3 separate regions of the Mus musculus genome follow, and regions 1 and 2 are each linked to region 3. The links are chromatin loops, found by intact Hi-C in ENCODE. Cell type or tissue: left cerebral cortex. All regions are shown on one strand.

The links. A loop is a pair of places that touch in the nucleus more often than their neighbours do. Peaks named below come from ENCODE experiments on the same cell type or tissue, not always from the same donor. Only the 100,000 strongest peaks of a DNase experiment are listed, where the experiment ranks them.
Region 1: it touches region 3 in a loop (4-fold over the local background); 6 of 42 quality-filtered maps call a loop at or near these places.
Region 2: a loop joins it to region 3, with 4 times the contacts of the local background. A loop is called at or near these places in 18 of 42 quality-filtered maps.

What each region holds. Positions count from the first base shown.
Region 1 is chr14:70,624,317-70,626,816 of GRCm38, forward strand. Dmtn (dematin actin binding protein) reads right to left here. Exons shown (of 16, transcript NM_001252662.1): 1 at 2,423-2,500. Among named protein-coding and RNA genes, the nearest start is that of Dmtn, 1.5 kb to the right of the region's middle. In left cerebral cortex, no CTCF peak of the experiment used is centred here; DNase peaks (open chromatin) are centred at 493, 1,503 and 1,848; H3K4me3 peaks cover 2,500 bases; H3K27ac peaks cover 2,500 bases.
Region 2 is chr14:70,528,840-70,531,339 of GRCm38, forward strand. Lgi3 (leucine-rich repeat LGI family, member 3) reads left to right here and starts at 1,982. Exons shown (of 8, transcript NM_145219.4): 1 at 1,982-2,431. The coding sequence starts at 2,226. In left cerebral cortex, no CTCF peak of the experiment used is centred here; DNase peaks (open chromatin) are centred at 1,319, 1,718 and 1,961; H3K4me3 peaks cover 1,095 bases; H3K27ac peaks cover 2,341 bases.
Region 3 is chr14:70,456,203-70,458,702 of GRCm38, forward strand. It overlaps Phyhip (phytanoyl-CoA hydroxylase interacting protein), which reads left to right and starts at 1,315. Exons shown (of 5, transcript NM_145981.3): 1 at 1,315-1,601. In left cerebral cortex, no CTCF peak of the experiment used is centred here; DNase peaks (open chromatin) are centred at 784, 1,266 and 2,140; H3K4me3 peaks cover 1,897 bases; H3K27ac peaks cover 2,363 bases.

The DNA of each region.
Region 1 (2,500 bases), 170 kb after region 3:
ATTTTGTTCCCTTACAGATGAGAACAAAAAAGAACTAAGAGGTGAGCTTACCCAGGGCCACCCAAAAGAAGGCAAGCTGGATGAAATTCCAACCGGGCTGAATTTAAGCCAAAGGAATTTCCTATCTTTCCAATGCATCCCCAAAGATTCCATTTTAATATGAACTTGGGTCTCTCTACCTCTCACCTGACCCGTACAGCAGGAGCTGGGAGTCAGGATTGGGTGAGAGTGTAGGATCTGGCCCTGGGACAACTGAGCATCGTCAAGCCATGCTGGAGAGTTAGTTCATGAGTTAACAGGCCTGCCATGTGGGCTAGGTCAGGCAGGTGGGAGGCCCATTCTCTGCCTCTGTTTCCTTCAGTGTCTCTGTCTTTCTTCCTGCCTTCCTTTTCCCTTCTTCTTCTTTTCTCCCTCTCCCTCTCCCCCTCCCAGCCCCACTTGCACAGTTGCTGTGGCAACAACAACGCAATGCCAGAAATAAAGACAGGCTCCAGCTAGGTCACCCGTTCCCAAAACAGCATCCTAGGGTGGGAGAAGGGTGGTGTAGTCAATAGGGCGGGAACTGGGCGCGCACTACAGTGAATGTGTGTATTGTAGGGTGGGGTGAGACACGGGACAGCAGGGTTTGGGCCTGCTTAGGCCAGTGGCTCATCAAAAGCCTTACTTAAGTCAAGTTTATCCCTGGCCTTTTCTCAGGCCACCAAGGCCCTGTTACTTTCTCTTCTCTTGTTTTCTCTCTCTCTCTCTCTTTCTCTCTCTCTCTCTCTCTCTCGCTCATGCAAATGCTTTCTGATCCTTTTCCTATTGCTTTGGACTATGCATTCCTCATACCAACTCTGAATGACACCTGTCCCATTGAACAAGATCAGGCAGCTTCAGGAGTAGATAACGGAGTCCGTCTGTTCCAGGACCTGCCTACCCACTCTCAGTGACAAGAGTGCTCCTTTCCCTTTGACCCCCCCTCCTGCCTCCCTCCCCTGCAAACATGCCTGAGCTCATTAGAGTTTTCTTAGGTTCCCCTCTTGACCGAGTTAGTGGCCATTTCTGTGCTCTTTCCTCAGAAGAGGTAAGTTTCTCTTTTCTAGCTAGGTCCCTCCACTGCTCAGGCTTGCTTTGTCCAAACACGTTCCTTATAGATCTGAGTCCTGAGGTATATATAGCTGGATCGGCAGATCTGGGGAGGAGAGGAAACTCCCACCCTAAATCCAGATTCTAGAATTCAGGAGAGGTCCCCATTCCACTCTCCCCACACGTGAGCTCTGAAAGAATTCTGCAGACATTGCCCACCAGTGGGTAGACAGATGCTCTCCTAGCCTCAGAAAGACCAACTAGCTGTATGGAGACAAGACTCCCAGGAGCATACATGCAGAAGACAGAAGAGCTCTGCCCAACACATGGCTGCTGACAGAACTGCACATGGGTGCACACAGGGACTCTGCCGCCCTCCTTGCCAGAGCACTCGCCCACTCTCCCTGCCAGACCCCCACACAATGACACATGGTGCTAAGGACACCTACTTGCACCCACCCACTGATCCTCCCCTTGGCACCCGTCATCTGTGCTCACAGCTCCCTGGCATGGCCTGCTGAACCCATCCCTGTTCTGAGCACGTGAACCCCAATACTCCCAGTGCCCTCACCTGACCCATCCCCACATCCCTCCACTCCCACTGCACCGTTGCCTTGCTTGTCTTAGACCTACAGCCTGGCAACCAGTCTTCTGGGAGGAGACGCACAGGTGTGCCTGCCCAGCAAAGGAGTATGGCGTGTCTGGTGCCGAGAAAGGAATCCCTTAGGACCCCCGGGGCTCTCCAGGTTTATTCAGCACCCAGTCTCTCTCAGTACACTAGCTGCTCGCAGGCAGAGAGCCAGGCTAAGCTCTGCAGTCACACCCTGCTACACAGCCTCATTCTTCGACGAATCCCTACCCTAACCAGGCTAACCTCAGCTAGGAGGGGCTCCAGAGTGGGCTGGAAACCAGCGGCTTTGGCCCCCTCAATGGACCCCTGCCACTCCAGAGGGCACCTGGCCTGGCGGGAGGGAGGCTGCCAAAGATGTCTTGCATCATTCAGCAAAAAGCTAACAGCTCCCTCCACAGACTGTGCCCCATGCTCCCACCCCTTGAAATTCTGGCCACAGAAGCTTGGGGGGGGGGGTGTCCATGAAAGGGAATGCTGGGGCCCATATGGACTCTTTGCACGGCAACAGCCTAGATCCTTCCTCCCAAATAAAAAGGGAGTTTGATCGGGTCAAACCCAGCTGAGCACCTTGTCTGGCCACCTAGGCCTATTCTCCCACTGACCATTTTCCAAAGCTGACCCTGTCCTAGCATCTCTGATATCACCCAAAACCATGGCCAGATCCAGAGGTACAGCCCAAAATACCTACGTAAAGAAAGAGAGGCAAAAGACCCTGTCACCTACCTCCTCCCAGACAGTGGGGCCCAGGCTCTCTGAAGCCCCAGGAAGCAAAAGGCTAGGCCCTGGTCGACTGGGTGGCCG
Region 2 (2,500 bases), 73 kb after region 3:
TTGGGGGTCAAATGACCCTTTCACAGGGGTCGTATGTCAGATATCTACATTATGATTTGTAACAGAAGCAAATGGGGCTGTAGTTCAGTTGTTAGAGTGTTTGCCCTTAATGTGGTTTGAGCTCCAGCATCACATTTTGTTTGGTTGGTTTTGGTTTTCGAGACAGGTTTTCTCTGTGTAGTCCTGGCTGTCCTGGAACTCACTCTGTAGACCAGGCTGGCCTCGAACTCAGAAGTCCACCTGCCTCTGCCTCCCAAGTGCTGGAATTAAAGGCATGCGCCACCATTGCCCAGCATCACATTTTTTTTGTGTTGGTTTGAGTTTTTCGAGACAGGGTTTCTCTGTATAGCCCTGGCTGTTCTGGAACTTCTTCTGTAGACCAGGCTGGCCTCGAACTCAGAAATCCACCTGCCTCTGCCTCAGAAGTGCTGGGATTAAAGGCATGTGCCACCCCCGCCCGGCTCACATTTTTCTTTTTAAGGTAGATAAATGGTTGTAATCCCAGCACGTGGCAGGTCCAAGGGATGGAAGTTCAAGGTTATCCTCAGCTATGTAAGTTTAGGGCTAGCCTGGAATACTTGAGACCTTGTCTCAAACACAAAAGAAGGCATGTGAGTCAGCCAGTGATGGTGGTGTGTGCCTGTATTCAGGCACTCTAGAACAGTGGTTCTCACCCTTCCTAATGCTGTGAGCCTTTAATACAGTTCCCTGTGAGGTGCTGACCCCCAACCGTAAAATGACATTCGTTGCTACTTTGTAACTCAAACCCAGGTCCTTGTGTGCACTACCCCTAAACTATATTCCCAGACTTCTATATCTTTAACAAAAACCACTGCATCCATTTATTTATTTAATTATTGATTTGTTTGTTTGTTTTTTGTTTGTTTGCTTAGGTATGGTGGTGCCTCAGCATGCATGTGGAGATCAGAGAATAACTTCTGCCACTTAGTTCTCTCCTTCCGCTATTTGGGTCCTAGGGGCTGAACTCAGGTCCTCAGGCTCGGGGGGGAGGGGGGGCAACCTGCTGTGCCATCTTGCCAACCCACACGCCTTTGCCTTTTTAAACAAAAATAGCTGTAGGAAGAAATGTTGCTGTTATAATTCTTTTTTTTTTTCAAATCTCTTTAGTCTGAGATTTCATCAAACACTCTCCATGTAGCTCTGGAAAATTCCAGAGTACTTTTTGTGGCAACATGGAAGTGCAATAGACAAATAATGTCCTTCTTAGGTAAAGTATGTTGACCTCGGGGACTCCGTGGAAGGCTCTCAAGGAGCTTTGGACTCTAGAGTTACCCTTTGAAGAGCACTGGTGTAGAAAGATTGCTGTGAACTTGAAGTTGAGCTTCTGGGCCTAGGGCTACACTTTCCTTATCTGTAGATGGAAATTAATGTCCCTTCCCTCCAAAGGGCCAGCCAATTAACCGTGCCAAGTACACAGTAGAGATAGGGAGTTTGGCAGCTTTTTGCTTTCTTGTAGCCTCAGTTTCCTTATTGATGAAACAAAGACCTGAGCTGGAGCACCCCCAAGGCTCTTCCAACTCCAACTGTGGCCGTGCAGTGTGAAACGGTCCACACTTCCCACTCCGGCGGTTACCCTTTCCCTTTTCAGCTCACAGGCACAAAAGCACGCTGTGTTCCTCAGCTGATGCAAACAAGCTCGCACCCCCAAGCTCCCAATCTCTCATGCCAACCTGGATGTACATGAGTCACTTGCGACATACCCCTTAGTTCTACGCCCCCTCACAACCAAGACACACACACAGGTGCACCGTAGGTCCACAGATCCATGTGCACCCTGCATAGACACAATTCTTATACAAATGCATTCTCTGCACACACAACTCTGGAGATCAGACACAGAGCCTGGTGGCCTGGTAGGGCACGCTGCGGACGGGTGCAACCACTCCATCCTTTGGCTGCTCTCCCGCGGGCGCCGGGCCTGGGCCTCCCCGCTCCGCCCCCACGCGCGCCCCCGCCGCCTGCGCCGCAGTCCGCGTCCACCAGCCCCGGCAGCCAGTAGTTGCGGTCCCAGTTCCGCGCAGCGCTCCGGAGCTGAAAGGACTGCAATCAGCGCCCGAGGTCAGGAGGAATAGGTGGCGCCTAGAGAGCGGGTGGCACCAGAGTTGCGGCAGCCCGGAGGTGGAAGCTCTCGAGAGGGGCAGAACAGCCTGCAGGGAGCAGCGGGGCGCCGGCAGGCTGGTGTGGGGGGAGACCCTGCAGGAGTCATGGCCGGGCTACGAGCCAGGCGGGGCCCTGGGCGCAGGCTACTGGTGTTGTCCACGCTGGGTTTTTGCCTAATGCTGCAAGTCAGTGCCAAGAGACCTCCTAAGACGCCCCCCTGCCCACCCAGCTGCTCCTGCACCAGGGACACCGCCTTCTGCGTGGACTCTAAGTCGGTGCCCAAGAACCTGCCTTCAGAGGTCATCTCCCTGTGAGTGTCTACCTAGCCTTGGGGGTGGGGAAAGGAAAGAAGGCACAGAAAGCTCTGGAAGAGAGAAAC
Region 3 (2,500 bases):
GTCAGCAGGGACCAGAAAGGGACAATGGGATGCCCTTGAGCTGGAGTTAAAGATGGTTCTGAGCTGGGACTAGAACTTGAGTTCTTTGCAAGTGTTCTTCTGAGCCATCTCCCCAGCCCCTAAAACATATTTGTGGTCCTTGGTTGTATCAGTAGGTACAGAGGGGTCAACCAGAGGCTCCTTATTTTCTTCCGTGTATCCTCCAAATGTCTCTCCTACTCCTTAGAAGTCTGCAGACTCTTTGCAGGGGCAGAGACTGTCACCATGAGAAAGATAGCAACTCTTACTACTTGCCTGACATTTCTCAGGTGCCAAGCCCAGAGCTAAGTGATTTACATAATGATCTCATTCCACGATAACAATAAACTTGTATTATCAGCCCACTTCACAAATGAGACAGTCGCTGACCGAGGTCACCTAGCTGGAAAACTATAGAGATGAAATTGTTCCTATCTCCATCAGATTACAAAAACTGTCCTTTTTATCATTGTATTGTCTCTTGGTCACTGTTGCTTCCATCAAATTCCCTTGAGTTTTTTTTTTTTTTGGGGGGGGGGGGGAGGGGACTCCAACCGCCCTCAGTTCTAGGTTGTAGACAAGCCTCCGGCTGATGGTCCTTTCTGACTGCAATCTCAGGGCTTTGCTGGCCTGAGCCTGGAGGGTGGTTGGGATGAGAACACTCAAAGCTCTGTGTATCCTTCCACCCTCCACATTCTTGCCTCTGTGCATCCCTCCCTATTTTACAACGCCTCTCTCCCACTCCTTTACTTAGGGACTCTTAAGCTGCTAGAAGATTCTCCTTGGACACTCCAGAGTCTCTAAAGCTGCTGGGCTGGTTTCTCTTGATAAGAGTTGGTAAGAAAATTGTGCGGTGCATCAGTGAAGGTCTCCCAGGAGACACCTAGACTGAGGATAAGGTCCCACCAACCCCAGCTCTGACACTTCTTTTGAGACCCTTCCCTTACCCAGCCTCCTGAGCCCGTGGGTTAAGCTCCACCCCTCTCTGAGCACCTTAAAGTTTGGGGGCTGAATTCCAAGTAGGAGGTGTGTTGAACGGACTTCAGGAGGCATCTTGCCCTGGAAGAATGGGGGAAAGGTGGCAGAAGCTACAGCTGCTGCCTCCAAGGACATCTGTATAGCTCCCAGGGGACCCTCTGCCCTTTCCCCCTCCCACAAGCCTGGGCGAGCAGGGACCAAGCTTGCTTGTTATCACCTGACGCTGAGCAGCCACTGATCCCATTGGTGGAGCCAGATTCGGTCTGGCTCTCCTGTTCCTTCTCGATTTCTCTGCCTCTCTCTCCTCCACGCTGCTTTGATTTCGCTCTTGCCTCTCTTCTTGCGCGCTTACTCGCTGGGTTCCCAGCAACGCCGCCGTTTTCTTGCCGGGAGCAGTAGCTATAGCTGCAGAGCCAGACAGGCGCTGCCTGTGGGGCATGGAAGCCGACTTCCCAGTAGCCCAGAGAGGAGCGAGCGAGCCCCGCTGCCTGTGACCCCAGGCGTCAGGCTGCTGTCCCCTGCCTGGAGAGATCATCATCTATCTACACAGAGTCTCTCCCTTCCTTCTCTTCCAAGTATCCCTCTGCAGGGCCGGCTGAAGCCAGGTAAGTGCGCTTCTCCCCCCCAAACCATCCTGCCTATTCTGGGAGGTTAAGAGCTGCGGCCACCAGGGTCTCGCCACTGTCCTGGCTGTCCACCTGGGTTGCCAGGCCTGGCGACCTTGTCCCCTTTCCCCTAAGTCCTTGGCAAAGAGCTTAACAGCTGGATCTGGTCTCCGGGGCGACACAGTTAGTTACCCCGTGACCATTCTGCGCAGTCGGCAAAGCCAAAAGGTTCAGCCGGGTGGGGGAGCCTTCCCTCTGGCATGCCAGTAGCTTTTTGAAATGGGCTTGGGGAAGGGGGCCCGGTGTGTACAACGTGTCTGCATGGTTGGGAGGAGGCTGGAGGCTAGCTTGCGTAGATAGGTCTGTCTCTACGCAGTTAGATTCCTTTAGGGTTTCTGACCGGCTTGTAGCATGTTTCAGAACATTTTTCCGCGTGAGGTACATGTGTGCGGGGGCAGCATTTATCCGAGTAGCCTGTGGGTATATGTGGCAGGGGCCCCAAGAGCCAGTATTTTTAGGGGGTGGACATGTCACTTGTCATGTGGGTGGGAGTACATGTTGAGGGAGTACTGTAGCAACCAGGCTGTTTCTATGTGGGGAGGGGCAACTTTGAAGCAGTAGGAGGTGGGTAGGTGGGAAGTGTGGCACAGACCTCTGGCTGTGGGTAGACTTGAGTAGGTGTGCAAACCTGTTGGCCTGTGAAGAATCAGGCTGACCCAGTGTGGCCAAGGAGCAAACATGTTTTCAAAGTCTGTGTCTTGGAACCTACAAAAGGCAATGCCAGAATCCAGGCAAGGATTGACGGGCGCTCAGATATACATGTGTGCACAGGCAGCCATGTGGGTTGCCTGTCCTCTTGTGGGAAGTGGCATGCATATGTGTTGGTGCCCGTGGCTTCC